2 separate regions of the Homo sapiens genome follow, and region 1 is linked to region 2. The links are chromatin contacts, found by Hi-C or POLR2A ChIA-PET in ENCODE. All regions are on one chromosome and are shown on one strand. Each heading gives the region's core, a stretch centred on a gene start or an enhancer-like site at or near the end of the contact. The rest is flanking DNA. Distances are from core to core; before and after follow the strand shown.

What was found. A loop is a pair of places that touch in the nucleus more often than their neighbours do. ChIA-PET counts read pairs that join two places held with the same protein, here RNA polymerase II (POLR2A). Pooled maps may share reads with other maps.
Region 1: a pooled map shows a loop between it and region 2 (2.3-fold over the local background). The contact joins two enhancer-like sites. A Hi-C loop is called at or near these places in 1 of 50 pooled maps. POLR2A ChIA-PET finds 5 or more read pairs at or near these places in 6 of 52 experiments (CD4-positive, alpha-beta memory T cell, T-cell, activated B cell and 3 more).

The regions. Positions count from the first base shown.
Region 1 is chr5:67,246,610-67,250,133 of GRCh38, reverse strand. No RefSeq gene overlaps it. Among named protein-coding and RNA genes, the nearest start is that of TILRLS, 20 kb to the left of the region's middle. Within about 2 kb of position 1,318, at least 6 of the 41 ENCODE cell types and tissues checked have a DNase peak (open chromatin) inside an H3K27ac peak, as active enhancers do.
Region 2 is chr5:67,214,000-67,217,847 of GRCh38, reverse strand. No RefSeq gene overlaps it. Among named protein-coding and RNA genes, the nearest start is that of CD180, 19 kb to the right of the region's middle. RefSeq lists an enhancer at 1,709-1,948. Within about 2 kb of position 1,872, at least 33 of the 41 ENCODE cell types and tissues checked have a DNase peak (open chromatin) inside an H3K27ac peak, as active enhancers do.

The sequences.
Region 1 (3,524 bases), core at 69-2,568, 33 kb before region 2:
ATCGCAAGAACAAAAAACCAAACACCGCATATTCTCACTCATAGGTGGGAACTGAACAATGAGATCACATGGACACAGGAAGGGGAATATCACACTCTGGGGACTGTTGTGGGGTGGTGGGAGTGGGGAGGGATAGCATCAGGAGATATACCTAATGCTAGATGACGAGTTAGTGGGTGCAGCGCACCAGCATGGCACATGTATACATATGTAACTAACCTGCACAATGTGCACATGTACCCTAACACTTAAAAGTATAATAAAAATAAATAAGAGAAAAAAGAAAAAAAAAGGAGCAACGAAAATTCTGAGTACTCAGAGATGAAATGTTTTGTCAGAGAAAGCTCTGTGCTTCTTACTGTTTGTCTCATGGCCCCCTTCACACTTGAATTCAGTTTGGCTTGCTTCCAGATATGAGGCTGGATTGTAACAGCTGTCTGAGCCCTCATAACATACTTGAAGTCCTTTGGTTAAGCTCGTATCAGCCTTTTATCCTGATCTTTATCTTTTGGTTCCTCGGTATGACATTCTACCATTATTACACGGTGCATGTTATTGTTGCAGACCACTTTATTTCCTTTATGGAATGAGGTTTTGTGTAAATAAATCAGTAATACATGTGCACCTTAGGGGTCGCTCCCTAACAGTTGGCTTTTGGCGTATGTGAGTCTCAAAACCGGAGCCACAATCTCAAGCTCTTAGTGATAAGCTATTAAATACCTAGTTGGCTATTTATAATGTCAACATGGTATTCTAGACTTGGAGCTGAAAATCTCAATTTGATTCCTGACTCTGCATTTGGTGATTTTCCCTAAATGTTTTTCTTCCCCTGCTCTGTTGTTTCTTGATACTGGCAAGGGTGGAAACTCATAAAAAGAAATGCAAAGGGCATATTTCACAGGAGATTACCAAAGATTGCAATAATCTTGGCATCCTTTGCTATTAGGAAGAAAACTGCTTTAAGAAAAAAAGGATATACCATATTGAAACAATTTATTAACTGATTAAATACCAAGATAATGTATGACTCTTCCATCTCATAACAAATCAACTGCTAGCCAACCTTACAATTCTCTTTTATGAGACCTTTTAATACTTTTTAAACTAAGTCTCCTAAGGTTTCTAAAATAGACTGCTTGACCTCGAGCCCAAATCAACAAACTTCTCCCATGTATCCCCCAAGCCCTCAGGGGTAAGGGCCTGACAGCTGGATGTGGGCATGACACAGGAAGTACAGTGTGTACTGCCCAACACACGCCCAGGAATGTCTGCAGCTTGGGAGGATCAAGCATGTACCTGTCTGTGTTTCCTGTGGTCTCTGGGAGCTGGAAGCTAGACCAAAACACACCATTTGTCAACTGTAGCAAACCATTAGCAAAATAGGCAAGTGGTAACAGGGCAAGTGAAACAACAGGCAGGTGGCACTTCTGTGACACCAATGACTGCAAACACAATTACTAGGCTAGAATATGAACAGCACACCTTTTAAGACTCCCTTAGCCCAGGAGTTCAAGATCAGCCTGGGCAACATAGCAAGACCCGGTCTCTACAAAAAATTTAAAAATTAGCCAGGCATGATGGTGTGTGCCTGTAGTCCCATCTATGTGGGAGGCTGAGGTGGGAGGATCACTTGAGTCCAGGGGGTTGGGCTGCAGTGAGCTGTGATTGCTCCAATACACTCCAGCCTCAGCAACAGGCAAGACCCTGTCTCCAAAGAAAAAAAAAAAAAAAAAAGACTCCCCCTCAGAATACATATGAATGAATAAGTGAACAAAGAAACAAATAAATAAATGGCATTCCTAGCCATGTTTCAGAACCATTAGAGGACATAATCAGAAACTTCAACATAAGCCCCAGGTCTTCTGCTTCTGTCAAAACACTTTTTAGTTGCTCTTACTTCTATATATATTAATCAGCCTCCAGCTGATTCAAGATTTATCATCAAAGAATCAGATTCTTTTCATTTTTATCAAATTAGGAATTAAATTTCCTTTGTGACACTTCTCTCTGAGACGTATAATGATTTCTTTTCTTTTCAGATATTGTATCACCTTCAATTCTGATAACCATAGAACACAGGGGATCTTTTATCATTTTTAAAAAATCATAAAGGATCTGAATCTTTTAAGTATAATCTTTTAAGTGACGAATTGTTTCAAATAAATCACTTAAATCCCTGATGTATTATAGGACTTGACATCAAAATTAAGTACTCAAAATATGCAAGCACAGTATTAGAAATGTCGCATGTATTAGAAATAGCCCACCTGCTCTAACATAAGCTAGGGTGGATGGCGAAGCCCACTCCCCCACCACACACACCACTGCCCCCTATACACAATCTTTCCCCCATATAACTTCCCAGGTGGATACAGAAGCGTCTCTGCAAAATTTGGCTAAAAACCGCTATCTAAATACAATTCAATTAGAAACAAGAAATAAAGAGTTCATCAGATACTTCAAAACAATATAAAGTTGTCGGTTTTATATTGCTGTAGGCTCAGATCCTGCCAACATGTTGAATGTCTAGTATATACCAGGCACTCTCCTTGGAGTCACATATTCCCATTAACATATATTCTTCCAGGCAGGGACCAGCTGATTTCTATATAATGCATTGCATTTCCAGCTGGGTCAATGCCTCTGTAGTGTGAATTATGTGGGAGCTATCACAGCTACAACTTTCATGAGCAACTTGTATTTTCTTCCCCAGGTATAGAAAAACCCAGCAGTCTTCCCAGGCTTCCTGCTTTGTGGATGATGGAATATGTTATAGTATGCTGAGATAGAATTGATAAAAATTACATAAGAAAAGTAGAATGAATATATATATGTATGTCTCTTTCCACTTTCTTTCAAAGCTATCCACAGTATTTTATCTAAATACAAACTGCAAAACAACGTAGGCCTTTTCCCTTTCATTTTATTGCATTTTTTCTCCCTGGAATAATTTCTGAGCTTAACTCCTGATTCTGTCATATAGTGTGGCTTTGTGACAACTGACAACTTATTTAACTTCCTGGAGCCTCGCCTTAAGAATGGAGTTATCAGCATCATCTGATTCAGAGAGTTGCTCTGGGGCTGAAATAAGGGAGAATCAATGTAAAATTCAGGGCGTTAATGCTTTTTTGTGTTAGATCACTTTCTACTCCTGGCCTTTCTTCAAGTGTAAGATTATCTGGACCATTATATCAACACCCTATCTTTGATGTACAAACATGTGAATTATCAGCTTTTCATCTCTCTGTCAGTAAATGGATACCCTATGCACATACAGAATGCACAAACATGAAAATGTCTACTTTAAATAACAATGGTACCAGCAGCACGGAGTCACATAATAGACAACATGTTTTAAAGTAAAGAATCCTCTTCCACGGAGTATTAATTTACCAGCTTTCTACATGCCAAGTTCCCAAAGCAGTCAAGAACATCTCAGACCTGCAGGCTTCATGTTTCCCCTAATGGGGTACTAATTGTTTTCACATAAATGCCCCCACTGTGCAAGCTCTCTATGTAGAATG
Region 2 (3,848 bases), core at 623-3,122:
GCTTAAGCCACTCTCTCTGCATGAAATATCCTTCCTTCCCTCTACCAAAATTCCAATGGCAAGCAAAACCCTTTTTGAATGTCTCAATTGCTTCTTGATTAATGTAATCCTCCTCTTCTCTGAAACCCTATTCCCCTCTACCTATTCCTCTGGTGGTCCTAATCACCGTCAGTTCTCCATTAGAGTTTCTGATGCATGTGTTATCCTTATAGAGAGTGGTTTCCAGGAGTGGCAGGCTTTGAGTCCCATCTGTCTTGGCTTCCACACAACCCTAGCTCAGTAACCTCCATCTATAATACATATACTTGAGGACCAGACGACTGGGCCAGTGTTCTGACTGTATGTGTAACAGGCACATTGTAGGTTTTCATCAGCTGGGTCTGAGTCTGGTAGGATGGGAAAGTGAGGCCTGCCTGACTTGCATAGTGAGGAAATCTTGGAATTAGAACAACACATACATAGCGGGTGAGTTACAGGGGTGGGCTCACATTTCTCGTTTTACCTTGACACTGGTTCATATCAAGTGGACTTTACTACTATTTTGAGTTCTCCTTCCTAAATTTCTAGCTTCCAGTTTGAGATTAGAACTATTTCTTCGTCACCAGGATAGCAAGCTCTTTTGTGTCTTTTTGTCTGAAGAAAAATAGTTCTCAGAGTTCCCCCTCCCATCCCACCATTCTACACACAGTATTGCCTTGGACTTGCCCTACTCCAGGATTCAGCCCCCAGGATCTGACCCACAACATTGCCTTGGCCTATAAAATTTTCATTTTGTTCCCTTTAAAAATAAATGCAGTGTTTTTATACTGAAACAAGGATGCATCCCACATGGTCAAACATAATTCAAACAGAGCAGTGTGTGTATTCAATGAAAAGTCTCCCTCCCCACACCACAGTCCCTGAGTTCATCTCCTCAAAGACAATCACTCTACCATTTTCTTGGGTACCCTTCCACTTTTCCCTCACTTGCAATGGAATGATTGCTGTTTTTATAGGAACAAAAGAACACCGTGCACACTCCTGTGCTCCTTAGGTTTTGTTCTTAACAATATTCAGTAATTTGTAAATCTAAGTGAATACATGCAAAGCCCTTAGAACAGTGCCCAGCCCATAGTTTATGCTAAATAAATGTCCCTTCACATGGGGGTATATCAAAAAACACACTGCAGCCTTCAAGAGTTTAAACCAACTAGACCCCAGGAGCACACAAGAAAATGATCCAGAGCCCAGAGGTGCTTTGTTCCACTCACATTTTCAGAGACAGAGTCCCTGCAGGCTTGGCTGTCACCTCTCCCACTTCATGTGTGGCATTTGAAGAAAATATTGCCATCAGTGCTCACCTTCTCCTAAATGAAGTCACACACCTACCTCCCTCTGATTCTGCCCAGTCTAAACAATACAAGAAATAAATGCTTCATAGTGGGTTTTGCTGCAACCACTTTCAGAAAACAGAGAAAAATCCCTTCTTGCCCTTTAATTTGATTGCATAGTAATGAAAGATAAATTCAATCAGATATAATGAGCTGCGTTGAGTCAGCATCCCAAACAGTGTGGCCAAAGCTGGCTCAGCTCTGCACCAGGTCACGGGTGTTTCTAAAGGGTCATGCAGACAGTCTCTTGCTTTTGGCCACTGTCCGAAACCTCTCCGCCCAAGTCCCTGAATTAGAGCAGAACTCACAGGTGATATAAATTCAGAAGTTAGTTAGGGCAAGGGCAAGGCATGGGGAAGAGACCAGTGAAGTCTCTGTTCCTCGTCAGAAGCAGTTCTCAGTGCAGAGGGCTTTATCTGATAGCCTGAAGAACACATCCTCTGTTGTCACCACTTTCAGTTCCCTAGCGAGGGAAGCCTGCCAGCACTTCCTGTTGTTGAACACCGAGGACCCTTTGAGGTGCCTGGGGCCACACCGGCAGCTCACAGCCACCCTGCCCAGCCGGGTCAGACCAGCAACCCAGGCGGGGCTGTGGGGCTGAAGCAGGGCAAGGGCACGGGCTCTCTGAATATTTGGTTGTTTGGGTGTCTGTGGAGTTTGGGAGAGCTCGTGACTGCATTTAGGAAGGAGGCTGGTGACTTAAGTAAACACGTGCCGCTCCAGAACAAATAGTCAAGAGTCCATTTAAATTCATTCTCCCCAGAGACTTTTGTTGCAAATATGCAAGGGTTGTGGGCTCATGGACATGTGCGCACACACGCAGGGTCTGCCCAGCAACTGAAGATGGGGAGAAATGCCATCACAGTGGCGATCCAATCTCACAGGGGAGGAAACGTGAGAGGCCTGACCCTTCCATGTTCCTCGCTGAGAGGCTTATGTGGGGTGAGGGACTGGGTCAAAACAAGGCCCAGCAATCACAGACAACTGTTCTTGCCACTGAGTCTCCGCCACATTCCTCAAAGCCCTGTGCACCTGATCCACACACCCGCATAGCTGCACATTCACGGGGAAAGGAGCCTAATTTCAGAACAGCTGCGGCTTCTTCACTGAGCCCATCGTATAAACTTTCTCAAAGGCCCTGACAACAAGAATATCAAAACTCCAGGAAGAAGTTGAGTAAACAGGTCACAGTTACCTAAAGTGGCACTCGGCCAAGCCACCTGTGCCAACAGAGATCCAGGGGATGAATGACCTCAACTGCTCCAGACCAGAGCAAGGAGAAACTTTACTGCAACAACATAATTGGGCCACTAGAGCCCTATGCGCAAACGCAAAGGCAAGGGCCAGAAAGACACCCCAAAGCATGTCCTTACCTAGAGCCGTGGTTGTAAATGCCAAGACTCAGACCAAGCTCAAGAGGAAGGTCAAAAGTCCACAGTTACTGTTCATCACGGAGGGAATGAGGGCTGTGGGCTGAGCATTGTTCCGGAGGTAGAATCGGACCAAGTCCTCTGTGCACAGATAGGGGAGAGGAGCAGGGCATAAGTTTAGAGAAGGGATCAGACACTCTCCAGAGAAGGATGGATGACAACTCCATGCAGCTGTCTGGAAAGTTCAGCGCTGTTGAGCCATTCCAGTGACTTTAGGGAATTAAGATGTTTGGGGTAGAATTCCAGATAAAACTCTGAATTTAGGCTAGCTTTCAGTTACATGAGCCAAAAACCTTGGTGATATTCTTGACCTCTCTCTTCTCTCTCTCTCTTCCCCCAAACCCCCACCCCTCCATATCCAATTTGTCAGAAATTCCTATTGGCCCTGTTTTCAAAATGTATCCAAAATCTAATTATTTCTCAGCACCTCCATTGCTGTCACCCTGGTCCGAGCCACCATCATCTCTCACCTCAGTTGCTGGAAGGACTCCTCCTGGGTGCCTGTTTCAACTCTTGGTCCCTTACAGTCCACAAGGGAGCCGGAGAGATACTTTTAAAATATGTCAGATGATGTCCCTTCTCTGCTGTGAGAAACCAACGTCCTCTCACTGCCCGAAAAGATCCTTACACGTTTGGCTCCCGCAGCAGCTCTGCCCTCATCTACGGCCTCTCTCCACCTAGCTCACCTGCTCCAGCCACACGGACCTCCTCATCATCCTGACCAGGACCACCTTTGCCTCCTGGGTTTCCTCAGGTGCAGCTCCCTCAGCCTGGGGAACTCCTTCCCGAGATGCATTCATGACTCACCCACCTCCTCAGCTCCTTCAGGCCTTTTCTCAAATTTCAACTTCTCAAAAAGCTCTGCATCATCTAAAAATTGCAAATGTATACAACTCTTCTCTAAACTGCTCTATTTTTCTCACATCACTTTTCCCTTTCTAAGGTTTTATTTAAGCACATATACATACATAAAATGCATTTATTATGTATTTATTATGCCTTTATCTGTCTTCTCCCAAGCTAAAAGGTAGAGCTCTGTGAAAACAAG